Regions from separate parts of the Homo sapiens genome. Here region 2 is linked to region 1. The links are chromatin loops, found by intact Hi-C in ENCODE. Cell type or tissue: breast epithelium. All regions are shown on one strand. Each heading gives the region's core, and the rest is flanking DNA. Links, peaks and the distances in the headings are about the cores only.

Evidence for each region. A loop is a pair of places that touch in the nucleus more often than their neighbours do. Peaks named below come from ENCODE experiments on the same cell type or tissue, not always from the same donor. Only the 100,000 strongest peaks of a DNase experiment are listed, where the experiment ranks them.
Region 2: it touches region 1 in a loop (12-fold over the local background); 18 of 110 quality-filtered maps call a loop at or near these places.

What each region holds. Positions count from the first base shown.
Region 1 is chrX:119,451,426-119,462,941 of GRCh38, forward strand. It overlaps SLC25A43 (solute carrier family 25 member 43), which reads left to right. Exons shown (of 5, transcript NM_145305.3): 4 at 584-718; 5 at 1,440-3,053. The coding sequence ends at 1,640. It also overlaps the pseudogene RNY3P16. Among named protein-coding and RNA genes, the nearest start is that of SLC25A5, 11 kb to the right of the region's middle. RefSeq lists a silencer at 4,941-5,235. In breast epithelium, for the core only: no CTCF peak of the experiment used is centred there; no DNase peak of the experiment used is centred there.
Region 2 is chrX:119,394,496-119,406,011 of GRCh38, forward strand. SLC25A43 (solute carrier family 25 member 43) reads left to right here and starts at 4,841. Exons shown (of 5, transcript NM_145305.3): 1 at 4,841-5,183. The coding sequence starts at 4,909. RefSeq lists a silencer at 4,705-5,364. In breast epithelium, for the core only: no CTCF peak of the experiment used is centred there; a DNase peak (open chromatin) is centred at 4,643; H3K4me3 peaks cover 2,485 bases; H3K27ac peaks cover 3,191 bases; H3K27me3 peaks cover 408 bases.

The DNA.
Region 1 (11,516 bases), core at 1,463-9,462:
GTGGAAGAGTGGCCAGATTAGTAGATAATAGCAGGCCAAGGAGTATGGTTCAGTGACATCAGCCCCAGCTAAGTGCTTCTGTCGTGAGAGTGAAGGAGGAAGGGTTTGGGAACAGCAACAGAGAGCGAGAAGAATGCCACCATCACAATGCTCCCTACCCTGTCACATCTGTGAGGTGGAGAAATGAACAGCCTCCGCTTGGGAGCTTCACAGGGGAAGGACCAGTAAAGACAAGGAAACAGAATACTTTAAAAAGGCTAAGGGCATGGGATTATGTTTATCATGTCCAGAAGGCACAGGTTGGGAGGGAATGTAAGTATGAAATTGAATCTGTCCCAAATGTCTGCTTCCTTCCAGGCAAAATAAACGACAAATATATGGACAGGGTATCATGATTGTATTGCACGTTAATATCTGTTCTAAGCCCACAGAACAAGAAGAACCCCACAGCAGCCATTCTTTGCCATCATCTTGGCCAGGAACCCAGCATCCAGAATGTAGACTTGAGACCCTGGCTCCTTCCACTAGGACATTTATTTCCTAATGTTTCAATCACCTCATCCCAGCTTCTGTTTCCTGTCAGGCTCAGAGCCCCTACCTCCCACACAGTGGAGGAGTAGATGTCCATTTCTCAGGAGCAGTGGACTGCTTCCGGCAGATAGTGAAGGCCCAGGGGGTCCTGGGGCTCTGGAATGGATTGACAGCCAATTTACTGAAGGTGAGAAGAGCCACCAGCCTCCGCTGCTCCCCTGCCTCTTCCAATTCTACCCTCTTCCTTTGTCACCCCCAACCCCTACTACAGTTTGCTTGGAAAACCCCCTCTAGCACTAATGGGTAGCACAAGGCCCATGAATGCACACTGTCTGTCAGCCCCGTAGAGAGGGGAACCTGTGCAGTGGTGGAGTATCTTATACCCCATTCCAGAGGAGCTGAGCATTTAGTGCAGAGATACTTAATGTGGAGGTTCATGGGCCCCTAATGGGAACCTAACCCCTCATCCTAAAATTCTATGCAAAAATGTATGTGTATATGCATATGTGCATCATATTCCCAAAGAACTCCATGACAAAAAAAAAAAAAAACAAAAACAAAAAACATTAAGCACTCTGGACTAACCTTGCACTAGCTGGCATGTAAATGATTCCAGTCAAGGCCAGCATATAGTGACAGGTAGTATCAGATAGTCTGCGTGCATATGACCCAGATCTAGTGCCTCCCAGGCAGGTCATGCCCTTCAATCACTGTCATTCCTCTCCCAACCCACACTGAGCCAGCTTTCCTTTTGCCATCTTTCCTGATTCCAAAAAGAGTTACCATTTGTATTGCCACCGCCATTATCTCACTTTACAAGATAATTTACCCTGATCCAAGTTGACTGCAGACACATTGATGTTTTCTTTTTAAGAACTTAACTTGATTTTCATTTTTGGTTTTAACAGATAGTTCCATATTTTGGAATTATGTTTAGCACCTTTGAGTTCTGCAAGAGAATCTGTCTTTATCAAAATGGTTACATTCTGTCTCCACTGAGCTATAAATTGACCCCAGGAGTCGATCAGAGTTTGCAGCCCCAGGAATTACGAGAATTAAAGAAGTTCTTCAAAACGAGAAAACCGAAGCCTAAAAAACCAACTCTATAAAATGGAATGGAACTAGAAGTGCACTGACTGACAGCATGTTGCAATCACAGATAAATGTAGCCTCATAACTGTGCACCTGAGGAGGGATGAGAAGCTACTGCTATCTGCTGCTCTGGGAAATGAGATGGTTTGGCCATGCACCACCTCAGATCTCCAAACTGATGTCCCTGTGAACACCTGCACTATGAGAAGGTTTCCCAACAAGAGTGTATCATGATGGCATTCCACGAGATTTTATAACCAGAGTCTAGCAGTGATAAAATGTACAATTTACGCTCTGAATAGAAACATGACACCAAAGAAAGGGCATTGCCATGACATCTCAAAGCAACAGGTAATTGAAGTGGCTGAGTGGATACCACGTTGTGAGGTCAGCCACTGGGTCACTTGTAGTCAATGCAAAGCTTGCACAAACCAACGTCAGCCTAGTTTCACTCAGTTTGACCTGAGACTTTCCAATACAATCTGTTGTTTTGTTTTGTTTTTAGAGACAGGGTCTTGCTCTGTCACCCAGACTGGAGTACAATGACACAATCATAGCTCACTGCAGCCTTTAACTACTGGGCTCAAGACATCCTCCTGCTTCAGCCTCCAGAGAGTTGGGACCATAGGTGCACACCACCACACCTAGCTAATTTTTTGGGGAGGTCTTGCTATGTTGCCCAGGCTGGTCTTGAACTCCTGGGCTCATGCAATCCTCCTGCCTTGGCCTCCCAAAGCGCTAGGATTAGAGGTGTGAGCCGCTGCACCCTGCCCCAGTACAATCTTTTTTGAACTCAAATTTTTGCTGACATCTGAGTGCACACACCACAGTGTAAATTATGCCTTATCAGAATCTAAATGAAAATAGCGAACATTTAAAAGCTATCACCATTGTAGTAGAATCATCCTTCTTTTTTGAAATTTGAAGCATCCCAGGCTTAAAATCTTGTGTTTCAGAAAGACAGTTTATACCATGACTGCTTAATTATCCCCCCAAAGACCTTCTGATTGAAGTCATGTACAGTTCAGTGGCCTAAATTCTCTGCCTTTTTAACTTGCTTTGCAAGCCTACTCTGAAAATAAGTTATTTAGTCAAGTTATTCTCAAAGATGTCCCAGTTGCCTAGAAAGGATCAAATGGAACATTTGACACACATACTCAAAAAAATGTAACTGACTATAAACACTTTAACCTAATCATCTGTATCAAACTTTCTAAAAATCAAATCTCAGGATTGTTCCACTTTAGAGATTCTATGTAAAGTTTATATAACTATACTTGTCAAATAGCACCTATCTATGCATTTAAAAATGCATTAATATCTAACATAAAATTGTTAATTTATACACACACATACACTCATACATAGAGAGAGATTTTCGGTATGTTGCAAGTATTTTTTCCGATTAAATTTATTTTCCAAAGAAAAAATGATGTGTTGGTCATTTATTGCTAGTCTGAGTTATAAAACTATGGTTAAATACATATTGGCCAAATCTGTAAACTCTCAAAGCCTTATCCTATTTAAGTATACCAAAATAATTCACTTTTCCAACTGCTGCGGCATTCTGTTTTATGGAGAATGGCAGTTAACACACACACACATGGAAATCTCATCTGTAGCTCAATCTGTTAGAGTTTGGAGGGTGGCAGATTCTTTACCCAAAGTGAATAGTTCATGTTTATTACTCTTTATTTTCCTTGAAACAGACAACTTTTCAAACAGTTCTGAAAGCTGCAAAAATATTTTTTACTTTTTTAACTATAAAATCCTAACCTCACATTATTTCATGATAATATCTTGTGTATTCTTCCACAAGTAATTTTTTTTTTAATTTGAAAAAAAAAATTGTCACCCAGGCTGGAGTCCAATGGCGTGATCTCAGCTCACTGGAACCTCCTCCCGGGTTCGAGCAGTTCTCCAGCTTCAGCCTCCCGAGTAGCTGGGATTACAGGCGCCTGCCACCATGCCTGGCTAATTTTTGTATTTGTAGTAGAGACAGGGTTTCACCATGTTGGCCAGGCTGGTCTCGAACTCCTGACCTTAGGTGATCTGCCCACCTCTGCCTCCCAAAGTGCTGGGATTACAGGTGTGAGCCACCACACCCTGCCCTTCCACAAGTATTATTAAATAGATAGCTAAACTCTTGCAGTTGTCATGCACAGAAATGTTTTCTGAGCTGCAGTTTTGATTTTTTCTTCATTAAATTAAGTGGGGAAAATAATACGCCTGATTTTTCTAATTTCAGAAGAACTCTAAAACTCTTGTTCTGTTTCTAAAATAAACTTCCAGCTAATTTCATTTTCTTTGGATTATGAAGAGAGAGTTCTGCCTTTCTGCTTTATGGCTGACAGTGAGCACCACACTGGACTAAGTACTTGAGAAGGATTATAAAGATGTGTGATGCAATGTTGACTCAGGAGGAATTTATGGTCTTGAGGAACAAATCATACCTACATATATGAAATGACTATGATTACAAAGCAAATACAAGCAAAGGCATGATAATGTAGTATGAACTGTTCATAAGATTGCCAAGAAGCTCTATACAAACTTAGTGAATAAAAAACTAAAGGGATCATCACATGGGAGAGAGACTAGTGATCAACAGGGATTTGGGGAGGTTGTGAGTCTTTTTTTTTTTTTTTTTTTGAAACAGAGTCTCGTTCTGTTGCCCAGCCTGGAGTGCAGAGATGCAATCTTGGCTTACTGCAACCTCCACCTCCTGGTTCAAGTGATTCTCGTGCCTCAGCCTCCTGAGTGGCTGGGACTACAGGCGCCTGCCACCATGCCCAGCTAATGTTTGTATTTTCTTGGTAGAGACGGGGTTTCACCATGTTGGCCAGGCTGGTCTTGAACTCGTGACCTCAGGTGATCCACCTGCCTCAGCCTCCCAAAGTGCTGGGATTACAGGCATGACCCACCGCACCCAGCCATGAGTCTTGAACTAAGTTTTGAAAGAAGTTAAGGGATATGTATTGGTCACGAATAGGAAGGCATTGCAGGTTAAAGGCAGGGCATTGCAGCATCACAGAGATGGAAGCAAGCAAAAGTGGGTCAGAGCAAGAAAAGTGGCTTTGTGCATTTATTCAATAACTGCTAGGCACTACAGACACAGTGGCACAAAAGGCAGATAAGGTCCTTGCCTTCAAGGAGCTTACACTCTAGTGAGAGTGGCAGTCAATAAACAAGTAAACTAATAAATAATTTAGGTAATCATGGACTGTGATGTTATGAAGGTGCTTATATAGAGGGTGCTTTATTAGAGAATTATGTGGAGGTAAGGGGAATATTTTATTTTTGGTTTTTGTTTTGAGACAAGGTCTCGCTCTGTCGCCTAGGCTGGAGTGCAGTGGCGCGATTTCAGCTTACTGCAACCTCTGTCTCCCCGGCTGAAGTCACAGGGGAATATTTTAAATCAGGGAGCCAGAGAAGGCCACTCTGACAGGTGACATTTGAGATGAGACCAGAAGGATGAGAATGAGCCAACTATGCAAAGAACCAGGGAGGGCTGGTCAAAGTGCAGTGGTGTTTACAAGTAATTGACCACAATCAGCTACAGATTTCTTTGTTCCTTCCCACTCCCACTGCTTCACTTGACTTGCCCTAAAAAAAAAAAGAAAAAAAGAAGGGCTGGGCGCGGTGGCTCACGCCTGTAATCCCAGCACTTTGGGAGGCCAAGGCAGGCGGATCACTTGGTCAGAAATTTGACACCAGCCTGGCCAACATGGTGAAACCCCGTCTCTACTAAAAACGCAAAAATTAGCTGGGCCTGGTAGCACACACCTGTAATCCCAGCTACTCAGGAGGCTGAGGCAGGAGAATCCCTTGAACCCGGGAGGCGGAGGTTGCAGTGAGCCGAGATTGCACCACTGCACTCCAGCCTGGGTGACAGAGCGAGACTCCGTCAAAAAAAAGAAAGAAAGGACAGAAAGGAAAGAAAGAGAGAGAGAGAAAGAAAGGAAAGAAAGGAAAGAAAGAAAAAAAAGGAAAGAAAGGAAAAGAGAAAGAAAGAAAGAAAGAAAGAAAGAAAGAAAGAAAGAAAGAAAGAAAGAAAAAGGAAGAAAGAAAGAAAGAAAGAAAGAAAGAAAGAAAGAAAGAAAGAAAGAAAGAAAGAAAGAAAGGAAGGAAAGAAAGAAAGAAAGAAAGAAAGAAGAGAAAGAAAGGAGAGAAAGAACGAGGGAGAAGAGCATTCCTGGAAAGAAGAGAAAGAAAGAAAGGAGAGAAAGAACGAGGGAGAAGAGCATTCCTGGCAGAGGGAAGAACAAGCACAGAAGTGTGGCAGTGGGAAAGCCTTGGTGAACAGAAAGGAGGCGAGGGTAGCCAGAGTGTGGTGAGAGAGTGGGATGAGATGAGATTGGAGAGAGACAGCCAGGTCTTATGTGGCCATGTGGGCCAGAACAAGAAGTTAAATTTTATTCTAAATGCTGTGGGGAGGCATTGAAGGTTTTTAAGCAGAAAAGCGATATAATCTGACTTTGATTTTTATAAGATTACTCAGTTGCTGTGTGGAGAATGGATTGGAGGGAAGCAAGGCTGTGAGTGAGAAGACCAGTTAAGAAGCGATTTCGGAAGTCCAAGCAAGAAAGGATGGCTTGGACTAGAATGGTGGCAATAAAGATGGAGAGGAATGAATGAGTTCAAGATGTATTTTGAAGGTGGACTCAGCATGATTTGCTGAAGGATTGAATATAGGGAGTTAAAGAAAGGAGTCAAGGGTGGCACCTAGGTTTTTGGTTTTTGTTTTTCTGAGACAGGATATCACTCTGCTCCCCCAGGCTGGAGTGCAGTGGCGCAGTGGCGCAATCTCGGCTCACTGCAACTTCCGCCTCCCAGGTTCAAGCAATCCTCCCACCTCAGCCTCCCAAGTAGCTGGGATTATAGGCATGCACCACCACGCCCAGCTAATTTTTGTATTTTTTGTGGACATGGGATTTCACCATGTTGCCCAGGCTGGTCTCGAACTCCTGAGCTCAAGTGATCAAGGCCTGCCTCGGCCTCCCAAAGTGCTGGGATTACAGATGTGAGCCACCGAGCCTGGCTGGTTTTTGCCTTTTGACTTGAGAACAGGTAGATGATCTTGCCATTTGCTGATGTGAGGAAGACTGAGGAGGGACAGAGTTTTGGTGGGGAGGAATTCAAAGTTCTGTTTTGGACATGTTAAATTCAAAATGCCCATGAGACATGCAAGTAGAGAAGTAGACAGTGGGCTGGAGCACATGCTGTCTGTGTAATTGTCCAAACCAGTCGTGGTAAGCAGAATAATGGCCCTCACCAAAGATGTCCACACCTTAACCCCCAGAACCTGTGAGTATGTTACCTTTCATGACAAAAGAGACTTTGCAGATGTGATTACTGTTACAGACATTGAGATGGAGGGATTCTCCTGGATTCATTGGGTGGGCCCCTAATCACAATCCTTAAAATCACAAGTGGGGCCAGGCACGGTGGCTCACGGCTATAATCCCAGCACTTTGGGCGGCCAAGGCGGGTGGATCATTTGAGGTCAGGGGTTTGAGACCAGCCTGGCCAACATGGTGAAACCCCACCTCTACTAAAAATACAAAAATTAGCCGGGTGTGGTGGCACACACCTGTAATTCCAGCTACTCAGGAGGCTGAGGCAGGAGCATCGCTTGAACCTGGGAGGTGGAGGTTGCAGTGAGCCAAGATCACACCACTACAATCCAGCCTGGGTGACAGAGTGAGACTTTGTCTCAAAAAAAAGAAAAAAAAAAAATCACAAGTGGAAGAGGAAGACAGAAGAATGGGTCAGGGAGATGCAAGGATGGAAGAAGAGGCAGGAGAAATGAGGCCTGAGAAGAACTGGACTCGCCACTGCTGGCTTTGAAGACAAAGGTTTCCAGGTGCCAAGAAATGGGTATGGCCTCTAGAAGCTGAGCATGACCCTCAGCTGACAGCCAGCAAGGAAACAAAGGACTTCAGCCCTACAGTCACAATGAACTGAACTCAGCCAAGAACCTGAATAAGCAAGCTAACCAATTCACCTCTGGAGCCTCCAGAGAGGCATGCAGGCCTGCCGACACTTCGATTTTGGCCCAGTGAGACCCACGTCAGACTTGTGACTACAGAACTACAAGCTAATAAATTTGTGTTGTTTAAGCCAATGCATTTGTGGTAATTTGTTATAGCAGCCATAGGAAACTAGTATATCAGAACTTTATTGATAATTATTTCAGGATAATAGGGACAAGTCTAGAGTGTGGGGAAGAGTGATGACTGGAGATAGGAATTTGGGTGTCATCAGCAGATAGATGGCAAGGGACTGAGTAAGAGCAGCAAAGGAGTGGATGGGAAGAAACTTCTGGGGGAGTTGGAAGCAACAAAAACTGACACTCAGGATGGTGGCCAAAGAAAGGCCTCAAGGGACGTGAGGCCGGGCATGGTGACTCATGCCTATAATCCCCGCACTTTGGGAGGCCGAGGTGGGTGAATCTCTTGAGGTCAGGAGTTTGAGACCAGCCTGGCCAACATAGTGAAACCCCATCTCTACAAAAATACAAAAATTACCTGGGTGTGGTGGCGGGCACATGTAATCCCAGATACTTGGGAGGGTGAGGCAGGAGAATTGCTTCAGCCCGGGAGGCGGAGGTTGCCGTGAGTTGAGATCACACCACTGCACTCCAGCCTGGGCAACAGAGCAAGACTCTGTCTCAAAAAAAAAAAAAAAAAGATGGGACTTGAACCAGGCATGCTGACTTGAAGCCCTAGTACATTCTATTGTGATGCAGGTGCCTCTAATCTAATCACAGACAATGAGGAGGAAAAAAAACAAGTATAACAACAATAGGAGACTGGAGAAGGGATAGACACGGGGAAAGTCGGGGCAAGTTGGGGCAAGTCGGGAAAAGTCGTGTACTAGCAGAAAGCAAAAATAAATTCTTCAGTCATTCGTATCTCTCCCTTTTGTTGTCATTGCTAGCCAAAAATAAAAGTAATATCCAAACTAACTGATATGATATTCAGGTCCATTTGACAGCTGTTACTTAGGAACTGTCTAAAATATTCCAATGGGGCCAGGCACAGTGGCTCATGCCTGTAATCTCAGCACTTTGGGAGGCCAAGGTGGGAGGACTGCTTGAGTCCAAAGAGTTCAAGACAAGCTTGGGCAACATAGGGAGATCCTGTCTCTACAAAAAAATTTAAGAATTAGCCAGAGGTGGTGGCAGGTGCCTGTGGTCCCAGCTAATCGAGAGGCTGAGGTGGGAGGGTCACTTGAGCCCAGGAGGTCAAGGATGTAGTGACAGTGAGCCATGATCACGCCACTGCACTCCAGCCTGGGCGACAGAGTGAAACCTTATCTCAAAAATAAATATAAATAAATAAATAAAATATTACAATAGGATGATGGAAACGAGGGGGGTGTGTTTGACATACAGCAAAGCACATATAGCTATAGTAGTCATCAGAAGATAAATACCACATATTAGATCCTGAAATAAATATTTTTGCTCACATCTCTAAAAGGAAACTTGAAATAAAATTTCATGTACTCATTATGTTTACTTTGGAATTAGAAGTTATACATCTTTATCAAAGATGAATCTCTGCTCCATTTTCAATAAGCTCACCTGGGGATCCTGATTGTTATACCAAGCTGCCTGATTTTATATATATCAAATTACATTTAATTATATAGATGCGATATGTAATTTTTCCCATAAAGTTATTTAGTCTTACTCAGACTAAAGTTGGAGATCCATAAAGCAAAATGTATATGTGCAGGGGGTGTTTTGTGTAAATTTAGGGGTATAAGTACAATTTTGTTATATGACTACATTGCTTAGTAGGGAGGTCTCGTCTTCATATAACCATCACTTGAATAATGTACATTTTACCCTGCACAGGTTTAGAAGCTAGTCACAGCTTATAAAATTTATTAAAATATGTCAAATATTTCTAAGTTAAATTTTTCTGAGTTAAATTATTTATATGCAATTGGGCCATATGCAGTGGCTCATGCCTGTAATCCCAGCACTTTGGAAGGCCGAGGCTGGTGGATCACTTGAGGTCAGGAGTTCAAGACCAGCCCAGCCAAGATGGTGAAACCCCATCTCTACTAAAAATACAAAAATTAGCCAGGCATGGTGGTGTGCGCCTGTAATCCCAGCTACCTGGGAGGCTGAGGCAGGAGAATCGCTTGAACTCGGGAGGTGGAGGTTGCAGTGAGCCAAGATCACACCACTGTACTCCAGGTTGGGCAACAGAGCAAGACATTATCTCAAAAAAAATTTATATACAATTGCATTTAAATGGTAACTAACCACCCCCATTGGGCAACATAGGGAGACCCTGTCTCTACAAAAAAATTTGAAAATTAGCCAGGGGTGGTGGCAGGCACCTGTGGTCCCAGCTAATCGAGAGGCTGAGGTGGGAGGGTCACTTGAGCCCAGGAGGTCAAGGTTGCAGTGCCTGATGTGGAGGAACTGGAACTCTTGTATCCCGCTGTTGAGAATGTAAAATGGTATAATCACTCTGGGAAAAAACTTGGGCAGGTCCTCAAATGGTTCAACATAGAGTTAACATGTGACCCAGTAATTCCACTCCTAGGTGACAACCCCAGAAATAAAAACATACGTCCACACAGAAACTTGTATAGGAAAGTTTATAGCAGTGTCATTCATAATAGGCAAAAAGTGGAAATGAGCCAATGTCCATCAAATGATGAATAAACAAAATGTGGGCCAGGCATGGTGGCTCATGCCTGTAATCCCAGCACTTTGGGAGGCCAAGGCGGGTGGATCACCTGAGGTCCAGGAGTTTGAGACCAGCCTGACCAACATGGTGAAACCCTGTCTCTACTAAAAATACAAAAATTAGCCAGGCATGGTGGTGCATGCCTGTAATCCCAGCTACTTGGGCAGCTGAGGTAGGAGAATCGCTTGAACCCAGGAGGCAGAGTTCACAGTGAGCCAAGATTGTGCCGTTGCACTCCAGCCTGGGCAACAAGAGCGAAACTCCATCTCAAAAAAAAAAAAAAAAAAAAAAAAAGTGGCATATCTGTACAATGGAATACTACTTAGCAACAGAAAGTAAATAACTATTGATACGCACAACATGAATGAATCTCAAAGAGTAACATGCCAAGTGAGAGAAGCTAGACCCCAGAAAGAAGAGTGCATAATATATGATCTCATTTATACAAAATTCTAGGAAATGCAAAATTCTAGGAAACTAATCTATAGTGACAGAAAGCAGATCAAAGTTTGCTTGGGGATGGAGAGATTACAAAGGGGCACAAGAAAATTTTGTGTGGTAATGGATATGTTCATGATCTTAATTGTGATGGCTTCACATGTGTATACATGTGAAAAAACTTAGCAAATTGTGCACTATAAATATGTACAGTCTTATTGTCTGACAATTACACCTCAATAAGACTGTTGTTTTAAGCAGTTACCCATGGGCTGGAATCCACCAACTGTTGTTTTGTTTTGTTTTGTTTTGTTTGAGACAGAGTCTCACTCTGTCACCCATGCTGTAGTGCAGCGGTGCAATCACGGCTCAATGCAACCTCCACTTCCCTGGCTCAGGTGACCCTCCTGCCTCAGACTCCTGAGTAGCTGTGACTACAGGCATGCACCACCATGCCCAGCTAATTGTTTAATTTTTTCGTAGAGATGGGGTTTCACCCTGTTGCCCTGGCTGGTCTTAAACTCTGGGCTCACGATATCCTCCTGCTTTAGCCTCCCAAAGTGCTGGGATTATAGGTGTGAGCCACTATGCCCAGCTGTATTTTTCTTAAAATTAATAAAATCTAACACATATTAAATGCTGTTCTATGCACATATTATCTCATTTGCATGTGCCTACAGTCCTCTGAGGTATAGGCACTACTATCATTCTCATTTTACACCTGAAGAAATTGCAGTT
Region 2 (11,516 bases), core at 1,246-9,245, 57 kb before region 1:
TTCTCAACAAGAATAGCACCACCTCCTAGGAAGCATTTTGGAAATTTGCGGGGAAGAGTACCACAGTGATTGGGGTATTCTGCTGGCATTTACTGGAGAAAGGCCAGGGAAGCTGCACATCTGCAATGCGTAAGACAGTCCTGCATCCTTCATGGCTCTCAAAGATCCCATCAGACATTCATGTAGGTGGAAAACCTGTTTACAATTATCTGTGTCAAGAACTTAACTTTGCTTTACTGCTAAAGACAAAACATTTTTTGCACAGTGTTTTTGTACATGGCATTTTCCAGGATCGCAAGTACCATGTAAATAGAAGGAAGGTTGTATCTTGTTTGTTTCTTTCAGAACTTCATCAAGAGTTGTTTAACATTAAAAAAAAAAAAAAGTTGCCGGCCAGCTGCAGCGGCTCATGCCAGCACTTTGGAAGGCCCAGGCGGGTGGATCACCTGAGGTCAGGAGTTCAAGACCAGCCTGGCCAACATGGTGAAAACCCATCTCTACTAAAAATACAAAAATTAGCCATTTGCCGGGTGTGGTGGTGGGCGCCTATAACCCCAGCTACTCAGGAGGCTGAGGCAGGAGAATCGCTGGAACTCAGGAGGCAGAGGTTGCAGTAAACCGAGATCGCGCCACTGCACTCCAGCCTGCACAACAGAGTGAGACTCCATCTAAAAAAAAAAAAAAAAAAAAAAAAAAAAAGTTGCCAAGGAAATAAAGATGTGTCATTAAAAGGAAAAAAATCTCACCAATGGCAAGGCAATGTCACAGAAAACACTGCACCTTCAGAGAAAATTGATGGAGAAGAGAATTTTTTAAATTGATGATACATGGCCACGGCAAAACAAAACAAAACAACAACAAAAAAAAAAAACAGGAGAAAAAGGTAAACAGTATAAAAAGGCACACAGGGTTGGGTGCGGTGGCTCACGCCTGTAATCCTGGCACCTTGGGAGGCCAAAGGGGGCAGATCACTTGAGGTCAGTAGTTTGAGACCAGCCTGGCCAACATGGTGAAATTCCGTCTGTACTAAAAATACAAAAATTAGGGCCGGGCACGGTGGCTCATGCCTGTAATCCCAGCACTTTGGGAGGCCAAGGCAGGTGGATCACGAGGTCGGGAGATAGAGACCCTCCTGGCTAACACGGTGAAACCCCGTCTTTACTAAAAATGCAAAAAAATTAGCCAGGTGCGGTGGCGGGCGTCTGTAGTCCCAGCTACTCTGAAGGCTGAGGCAGGACAATGGCATGAACCTGTGAGGCGGAGCTTGCAGTGAGCCAAGATTGCGCCACTGCACTCCAGCCTGGGTGACAGAGCAAGACTCCGTCTCAAAAAAAAAAAAAAAAAAAAATTAGATTGGTGAGGTGGTGGCTGCTTGTAGTCCCAGCTACTGGGGAGGCATGAGAATTGCTTGAACCTGGGAGGCAGAGGTTGCAGTGAGCTGAGATCGTGCCACTGTACTCCAGCCTGGGCAACAGAGCGAGACTCTGTCTCAAAACTAACTAAATAAATCAATAAATAATAAAAGAAAATAAAAGGGCACACAGTCAAAACTCAATCTCCCTTCCACCTCTGTTCCCAAGTCTCCAGGTTTCCTTCCCCAAAGATAACCTGATTATCAGTTTTTTGGGTATCCTTCCAGAGGAATTATTTCTTTTCTGTTTCAAAGGAAGGAAAGAAGGAAGGTAAGAAGGAGGGAAGAGCGGAAAGGAGGAGAAAGCAACCCCATATAAATATTTATTGGTCTGAGCATGAAAAAAAAATATGAGGAAAAACATTCACACACGCACCAAGCTCTTAACCGTGGTTACCTCAGGGCATGGGCAGGGGAACTTAACTTTCTTTAATACACTTCTGGACTATTTGTCTTGTTACAACAGGTATAAACTACTTTATAATTTACAAATTTCCCAAAAAGTAAAAAATAAAAGAAAATTAGGAGAGCAGGAATCAATCAACATTAGTATAAATATAACAAGATAAATTATATTCTAAGAAATACTAGCAAGTTAAACTAAAGTAATGTACTGAGAGATTTCAGTTGGTGAGAAGATAAACTGAAAAATGAAAGCTGGAGAATTTAAAAAACTGTTAGCATCTCCCAAGCCCTGACTGGGGCAACGAGAGGCTGCCTAGGGCTTAACTCTCAGCTGGCCACCTTTCTCCTTATATTGCAACATAACTTCTAAGATTTTTTTTTTTACTCACTGCCTCTTCCTTTTTAGTTATCATACATTTATTTTTAGCATAGCACCCCAATTTCACATCATGTACATTTTCCAAAGTTGGAGCTTGTTAACCTACTATGCTCTCCACAGACTTTTCAACAAGTGTGAAAAAGAGGCAATAAGGTTGGCTTGAGTATACAAGTCACAATCCAAATACAGGATATCCTCGGAGATTTATTTATGTTTAGGATGAATATACATAAGGTGCCCAATGCTAAGCAGATGAATGAGACTCTGGCTGAGTAAAATATGAACACCTGGTTAGCACATGATCATGAAAAGACAGAAGGCATCCAATATATAGTTTGGTGTTATTCATTTTATGCTTCAGTGTACCTGCAGTGAAAAATATACATTTTACTTTCTTTTTTTTTGAGACGGAGTCTCGCTGTCACCCAGGCTGGAGTGCAGTGGCGTGATCTCGGCTCACTGCAGGCTCCGCCCTCCAGGGTTCACGCCATTCTCCTGCCTCAGCCTCCCAAGTAGGTGGGACTACAGGCGCCCGCCACCTCGCCCGGCTAATTTTTTGTATTTTCAGTAGAGACGGGGTTTCACCGTGTTAGCCAGGATGGTCTCGATCTCCTGACCTCGTGATCCGCCCGCCTCAGCCTCCCAAAGTGCTGGGATTATAGGCGTGAGCCACCGCGCCCGGCCATACATTTTACTTTCAAGGTTAAAATAGGCCAGGCGCGGTGGCTCATGCCTGTAATTTCGGCACTTTGGGAGGCCGAGGCAGGTGGATCATCTGAGGTCAGGAATTCGAGACCAGCCTGGCCAACATGGCGAACCCCATCTCTACTGAAAATACAAAAAAATTAGTTGGGTATGGTGGCACATGCCTGTAGTCCCAGCTACTTAGGAGGCTGAGGCAGGAGAATCGCTTGAACCTAGGAGGCAGAGGTTACAGTGAGCCAAGACCATGCCACTGCACTTCACCCTGGGCGACAGAGCGAGACTCTGTCTCAAAAAAAAAAAAAACATAACTTGGCTGACCCAATCTCCATACAATGGGGTTATCACATGAAATGTTCCAGACCCACGAACTTCCTGAAAGAGCTTTAGAATCTTGTCCCGTTATCCAACAAAGGGCTTTAGGAAGTACCAGTACCCGAAGGTTTCCTTATTGTAATCCCCAAATTCCAATTCAAGCCCTTTTAAAGTCGGGGTCCTCCGGTCTTCAGAGTCATACATCTTTCTCAAGCTTCCCCCAGCCATCAAATTAGCTTACAACAAGACAGAAGAATTCACAAAACATGAAAATAAGCATTCCCCAATTGTTGAGAGCAGAGTATGGCTTCTGCAACTAGAACAAGTTCTCACAGTCAAAACCTTGTAATGTCATACTCAAGTGAGATTGACAGTGAAAAATAAAAAAGGAGAAACCCTGCAATGCCTTTTAGAAAACGTTCCTATAGCATTGTGTGTTAGTAAATGTAAATAACTATACAAGCCTAAAAACAACTATGTACCCGGAACATCTTGCTCACACCAACAGACTGCTGACAGTTCCTTTCCTTGTAATTATTAGTGACATGGCTTTTTTAGAAAAAAAAGAGACAGAAAGAAATTCTGAAATTCTGAAATTTTTGAACTGATTAAAGAATCCTCGGATTCTGGCCAAGCCTCTCTTAGCCATTCTTTGCCTCTATTGTTCTCTTAGCTTACAGAACCACTGAAAATGTCCCTACTGGAGTTAACTCTGCAGTCCTAGTAGACATATAGTGTAGCCGTTAGTGGAAACTGACATAAACCGCCCTAGATTTCAAACCGGTCTCTGCTTTGTAGGTAGCTGTGTGAGCCTGAGCAAGTCCTCTCTGTGTCTTGGTTTCCTCTCCTGTAAATGAATACCTAATCAGAACTAACACATATAAACTGCTTACCCATACCAGTCATTGTTCATTAATCCTTACAACAACCCCTAGGAGGAAAAAATTATAATCTCTGTTTTATAAAGCAACTGACACACAGAGAGGTTGAGTGACTTCCCCAAGGTCCCACAGCTGGTAAGCTGCAGAGCCAAGAATCTTACACAGGTTCAAGAGTCCAGATTCAAGTCCCCACACCCACACAGCCTCTGTCAATGAGGACATACGTACTTAGGGCCGTTTTGAGGATTACATGAGAACGTCTGTAAAGCCCAGTACTTGACAAGTGCCTGAGAGATAGCAACTGTGGTTGTTAGAATTTTTTACCTTCTGCACTGGGAAACCATCAAGGCTTTTTGGTTAGGCAGGAAAAAAAAATGGGTTGGAGGCAAGAGGAGGAGGAGGGAAGCGCCAGGGGAGGAAGACAGAGAAGTGGCACGTGAAAGGGAGAAAAGGGGCAAACCAGAGGAGAGGCAGGGAGGGGCGGCGGGGGCGCACTGAACATTTAGGAAGCAAGATGTCTAGCAGGCTGGGCCTTGAGAGAACAGTAACTGTTTCGCAACTGAAAGTCGCTACTCGAGCCTTGCCAACTGGGGAGACTATGCCCATGATATCCGCGGCCTCGGACCCCGGACCCTCCAGGCCCTCGCGCCCCACCCCCGACCAGCCTCGGGCCAGGCTAGGGCGTAGACGGGGCTTCCCGTCCCTCACGCGGGCCCGCCCCATGCCGGGCGGGGCCTGGGGCCCGCCACCTCCGCCCGTGGCCGGAGAGCCCCAGGCCCGAGCCACGCGGTCTTCCGGGCCCGGGTCGGGGCTCGATGGCTACGTGGAGGCGGGACGGCCGACTGACAGGCGGCCAAAGGCTGCTGTGCGCTGGGCTGGCGGGGACGCTCAGCCTCAGCCTCACCGCGCCCCTGGAGCTCGCCACCGTGCTGGCCCAGGTTGGCGTCGTGCGAGGCCACGCCCGGGGACCGTGGGCCACAGGGCACCGGGTGTGGCGGGCAGAGGGGCTCCGGGCCCTGTGGAAGGGGAACGCGGTGGCGTGCCTGCGCCTCTTCCCCTGCAGCGCCGTGCAGCTCGCCGCCTACCGCAAGTAAGAGCCGGGCGGGGCCGGGGAACCGGGAGACCGGACGGGGGTGGGGTGGGGGAGCCGCGGCCCGACGCCGCCCTGCTGCCTGGACTCGGGGCCCTGGAGTAGGGACGGCCCCCTTGTCGATCACCTGGGGACCCCTCGGGGCGGTGGGCCACCTCTATGGCCCCCAGAGTGCAGCCCCAATGCTTTTCACGTTCTCTTGGGGTTACCGCCCTGCAAGATGCAGTTTTGTGGTCCGCAGCCCTGGTCCGAGAGGCTTTCCGGATTGGACCGGGCGAGGAGGTGGAATGCAGCAAAGGATTTGGAGGAAAGGAATGAAAAGCTCTCCAGAGAGATGAGTCCTAACCATTTCCACCGTCCTCCAATTTGGAAACTTTTGCTTAGGCTGGCTTAGGAAGAGAGAGACCCTTTTAAAGGTGTTTTTGTCTGTGTGACCCAAGCCCCGAGAAGAAAGTGCTTGGTGTGGGGAAAGGACCCGATCCATCGATACGAAAAGGCCGCAGATTTTTGCCCACACATCTCCCCAACTTAAATGAAGCTTGACTTCAGGCTCCGACAGAGGCTGCAGCTTCCCCTCCCCAAGCTGAGAACGGCCCCCTCAGCCTACCGCTTCACCCCACTGGCCTCATTTATTTGGGCCTTTTCCACCTTCTCCCACATCAACAGCTGCTCCTTAGGAAAAGATCTAAAGGTGTAAATGCAGCCTTAAAGCTTCCACCGAGCTCAGAGGTACCTGCATTTGAACTGGAAACCAAGCCTGAAAGAATGAATTGGTAGTGATGGCATTTCAGGAAGCAGAGATGTTTCTGTATTGGGGGGACGGTCCCTGTGTTCCTCATTCAGTGGGCACAGTGGCATCTTTGATATCGCCTTGGCTCTGAATTAGACAAACAGCCCACATTTGGGAGAGTCGGTCTTGACCGCATAGTTTAGTCTTGGCGGCTAATAGTCAAAGGATTTTGCCTTGACACTGTCACTCACCTGGGAGGCCAGAGGTGGAAGGCTCACCTGGCAGCCGACAAGCCGAACGGAATCATCCTTATTACCTAGGCCTCTAGGCCAGTACTCATTTTGCCTCTGCCTGGAAATAGAGTTCCCTTCTCTTCCTCTGCAGAGGGACTCATGGGTGGGACCATGACATTTAGTTAAGGCCCTTTTTCCTCCCCACCTCTGCTTGCCCTCATCAACATCTGGCCTGCAGTCTGTAAACAGTTCTCCTCTGAGTCTTAATGACTCAGTTTCTCCCCCACTTCACCCTCTTCTCTACAAAGTAGTGTGGAAATCTTCCTTTGGATGGGATAAAATATGTCCAGAGGGGTGGGGGGCAGAACTTCAAAGGCTGGTTTAAGTATTGTGGCTCTTCTGCTAAGCACCTAGTATATGCACATTAGATTTTTTAAGCTCCTGCCTCCTGCCCTGTAAGGTCCATAGGACAGGAAGCATTGTGCCTGTTTTACAGATGCAGAATTGGGCTCAGAGTGATGACACCTCTTGTCAGTGACCGAGCTGAGCTCCACTACCTGGCCTTCTGACTCCAAATCTCATAGTCTTTCTGTTACATCATGCTGCCTCCCTGCATCCATTTGACACTAATTTAGTCAGGCTACATTAAGTCCCCACTGTGTGCACGATGCTGAGGACAATGCCAGGATGGAAGGGGCATGGTCCCTGTGCCCCAGGAGCTTACAGAGTAATAGAAGAGTAAGACTAATATGTCCATGACCATAACACACAAGGTAGCATGTGATTGTCATGGATAATGTGCTCTAGAAATGTACCCTTCTGATGAGCGATGAGGAGGAGAAAATGTGAAGACTTCATAGAGGAGAAAAAAATTTGAGTTTGGCATTGGGAGAATGAGGAGTCTGCTGGGCAGAGATGGAGAGAAAGATACTGCAGTTGATGTCAGCAAATGCACAGAGGTGGGAAGGCAAGCAGCACAACAGGAAGTCCAACCAGAAAAGCAGGTTGGAATGAGATATTAGAGGGTTGGATTAAGGGATTTGGACTTGACTTGGTATCCAAGGGTAGCTGTGGGAGGTTTTTGTGGGGGGTGGGGGGAGGTGTGTTGTGATTAAAGCAATTCAATGGAAATGATCGTCACATCGTGGCAGAGTAAGATGACTAGAGAGGAGGAAGAGTGGAGACAGCAGGGCCAGTTAGGAACCTGTTGCACTAGTCCACATAGCAGCTGAGGGCACCGGCAATAGGTGACCATGGGAGCAGAGAGGAGGAGATGTCTGGGAGAACGAGAACAGAGACTTACCTGGGCTAGGTTTGCTAGGAATTTTTTTTCCCCTACAGGATTATTTTCTTTCTGAAAACTAAAAGGAAGTATTTTGGTGAATGGCAAGGCATAGTTGGAAAGCAAAGTGTTTGATTAATCGCGATGCCATCCTTCCTACATCAACATGATACTCTTGATTCATCATTATACTGATTCATTTCTACTCTTTTCTGACCATGAATTTGCAAAACAGTTGGCTGGGGGCCTGTGATCATGGGTTTGAACAAAACATAAACATCCAGAATGTTCAGGGAATGGGGTAGTTAAGTGACTTGTCCACAAATGCAATTAATGGAAGAGCTGGAACTTGAAGCCAAGTCTTCTGGCTCCTTAGTTCAGGTCTCTGTCTACCATTGCACAGCAGAAATATCTGCTTAGTTGGATTGACGATCAAGAGTCCACTCAGTAGTCTGTTGGGAGCTAGGTTATTGTAATGGGTGGCTTTCAGATGTATCAAATAGAAGACCCCCCCGCCCTGGAACTTCACAACCGCTTGTCTATCTTATCTAATAAACGTTAGTTTGGGTCCCTGCAGCTCTGAAATTGTTCATAACCAACACTATTTCTTTATTGAATAAGCACTTCATGAGCTTATGTTTGGCTGCACTGGCTGCCAACCTGTTAGGTTGAAGTATTGGCAGTTATAATTACACATATCCAGGGTGTGTGTTGTATCTGTGCTGGCTGAAAGGAAGGGGTTGCTGCAATTCACCAGTGTATCCAGTCTCACTGGAAAAAGCTTCTGTGCATGTATGTGTGGGGGTGGGAGGAAGAACAGAAAAGGGAACAGTGCCGCCCTAGCAAATCAAAAGTTTAAGATGCATGGACTGAGATGACATCATTGGCGGATTATCAGGGTTGCCTGCCCTGACTCTGAGATTCTAAGGGGAACAATTGATAGGACTTATCTCTGTATCAGATGGGAGAAGTCTGCGAAAAAAGGACTTCCTATGGTTCTTCTTTTTAATTGTGTATATTTGATATTGAGACTCTATAAAAGAAACTGATATAAAATACGGCTCCTCTTCCTAGTTCATCAAGTCATTCAGTGAATTAAGGGCCTGTTTCCTCTCCGCTTGCCCCTACCAGTCATTTCCTTGTCAGAAGTGTTGAACTCCCTTAGGCTCTATGCTGAGGACTAACACAGGGTCTGATACATTGTAGACCTTCAATAAATGAGTAGTGAATTAACTATGCCCTAGAAGTGACCAAGTGGGATGGGGAATAAGAGTGGGACAAGGAGAATGAATGGTATTTCTTTGGGCATTTCAAACTCCACCTTCTAGGTGGTTCCAGCTTGCTGCAGACCGCCCCTCCAGTCAAAAATTTCTTTTTTTTTTTTTGGAAGAAGTATTGCTCTGTCGCCCAAGTTGGAGTGCAGTGACGCAATCTCGGCTCACTGCAACCTCCACCTCCCGGGTTCAAGCGATTCTCCTGCCTCAGCCTTCCGAGTAGCTGGGATTACAGGTGCACGCCACCATGCCTGGCTAATTTTTGTATTTTCAGTAGAGACGGGGTTTCACTATGTTGACCAGGCTGGTCTCGAATTCCTGACCTCGTGATCCACCTGCCTTGGCCTTCCAAAGTGCTGGGATTACAGGCGTGAGCCACCACGCCCAGCCCCAGTCAAAAATTTCTACTTCCTCTGTTTCCCCTGTCCTTTCTGAGGTCCCCCTCCAACTTGACTGGCCAGGGTATAGAAGAGGGAGGAACGAGGAAGTGGGCAGGCAGGCAGTACAACTGAGGCAGATAGTCTGTTGGTGAATGCCACCTGTTTGAGAAAAACCTCTGTCAAACTTGGTTTTTCCTCTGCTCTCACACCACAACAACAACCCTCAACACAGAAGACTTCTGTGACCAAATGAGTGTGGGGAACCCCACACTCTGATAAATGGACACCAACTAGGTGTCCTCTGATTCAGTTCTGACACTGTCTACCTGGACATAATGTCAGACCAAGCCACAGGTTAAGGGCTTGGTCCCCAAGAATGGCCCCCAACCAGACACTAGTCACAAGTCCAGGCCTCCAGAACTTTTTTTTTTTTTTTTTTAAGACTGAGTCTCGCTCTGTGACCCGGGCTGGAGTGCAGTGCGTGATCTCGGCTCACTGCAACCTCTGCTTCCCGGATTCAAACTATTCTGCTGCCTCAGCCTCCTGAGTAACTGGGATTACAGGCGCCCGCCACCATGCCCAGCTAATTTTTGTAATTTTTTTACTAAAGAGAAGGTTTTGCCATGTTGGCCAGGCTGGTCTCGAACTCCTGACCTCAAGTGATCTGCCTGCCTCGGCCTCCCAAAGTGCTGGGATTACAGGCATGAGACGCCATGCCTAGCCAGGCCTCCAGAACTTCTGACCAACCAGCTTCAAGTTGGGGTTCCCACGACCCCCTCTTTGGGTTCGATTAATTTGCTAGTGCGGCTCACAGAACTCAGGGAAATAGTTAATGTTTACCAGTTAACTACAGAGGATACCACAAAGGATACAGAGAAGAGATGGGCAGGGTGAGGTAAGGGGCAGGGGGTGTGGAGCTTCCATGCCCTCCCTGGGCACGCCACCCTTCAGGAACCTCCACATGTTCAGCCATCCAGAAGGTTCCCAAACCCTGTCCTCTCGGGTTTTTATGGAAGATTTGTTACAGAGGCATGATTGACAACCATGTAGAAATGTGACTGGATGAAAAGCACATGATCTAAACCCAGCAAGGCCTGTCTGTTCAGACTTTTCTTGGCCTCTATGCAGCGTTCCTTTCTCTAGGGCAGAGGTGTCCAATCTTTTGGTTTCCCTGGGTCACACTGGAAGAAGAATTGTCGGGCCACACATAAAATACAATAACACTAACGATAGCTGATGAGCTAAAAAAAAAAAAATTGCAAAAAAATCTCATAATGTTTTAAGAAAGTTTGCAAATTGGTGTTGGGCCACATTCAAAGCCATCCCGGGCCACATGCGGCCTGTGGGCTGTGGGTTGGACAAGTTTGCTCTAGGGTATGGGGCAGGACCCTCTCTGGGATGAGGATCTTTTAACCCACAATCAGATTAGAGTCCTACCTTGGGCAGGTAAAAGGAGGGCAGGAGAAGGTCAAAGAGAGAAAGATTCTGTTTCCTGAGACCTAAAGTGCCCCAACATTATAACAAGGACTAGGGAAGTTAGGAGCCAGGAACCATGGGTGAAAACCAATGTATGTATCATAGCACCACATCACCTTTACTTCCCTGTATGTTTAAAAGCAGCTGATTAACTCAAATGACTGTTTCAGTTAATGCGGCTAAGGTAGGTTGACAAAATGAAGTCAAGACTCCTACAGCTTGAAGATGTTTTTAATCAGTGAGTGTTTACTTGAAAGCAAAAGAGCTAGCCTAGAACCCCTTAAATGCTTTCACCTGAATGCCCACTCTTATTTCTCATGCAGCAGCCCCTGGCCTATGGGCAACTGAAAGAACAGGAAATGCACCTCCTCACTGGAGGTTTGAAGGCTAAGGAACTGGGGATGCTCTCATTTTAAAAAGATAGGCCGGGCACAGTGGCTCACACCTGTAATCCCGGCACTTTGAGAGGCTGAGGCGGGCAGATCACTTGAGCCCAGGAGTTTGAGACCAGGCTAGCCAACATGGCGAAACCCTATCTCTACAAAAAAAAAAAAAAAAAAAAAAAAAATAGCCAGGCATGGTGGCGCACATCTGTAGTTTCAGCTACTCAGGAGGCTGAGGTGGGAGGATCTCTTGAGCCTGGGAGGTGGATGTTGCAGTGAGCCCAGATCATGCCACTGTACTTCTGCGTGGGCGATAGAGTGGCCACCGCACCCGGCCCAGAACTGGGCACTTTGGGAGGCCGAGCGGGGTGGATCACCTGAGGTCAGGAGTTCGAGACCAGTCTGGCCAACATGGTGAAACTCCGTCTCTACTAAAACTACAAAAATTAGCTGGGCATGGTGGCGTGCGCCTGTTGTCCCGGCTACTTGTGAGGCTGAGGCATGAGAATTGCTTGAACCTGGGGAACGGAAGTTGAAGTGAGCCGAGATCGTGCCACTGCACTCCAGCCTGGCCA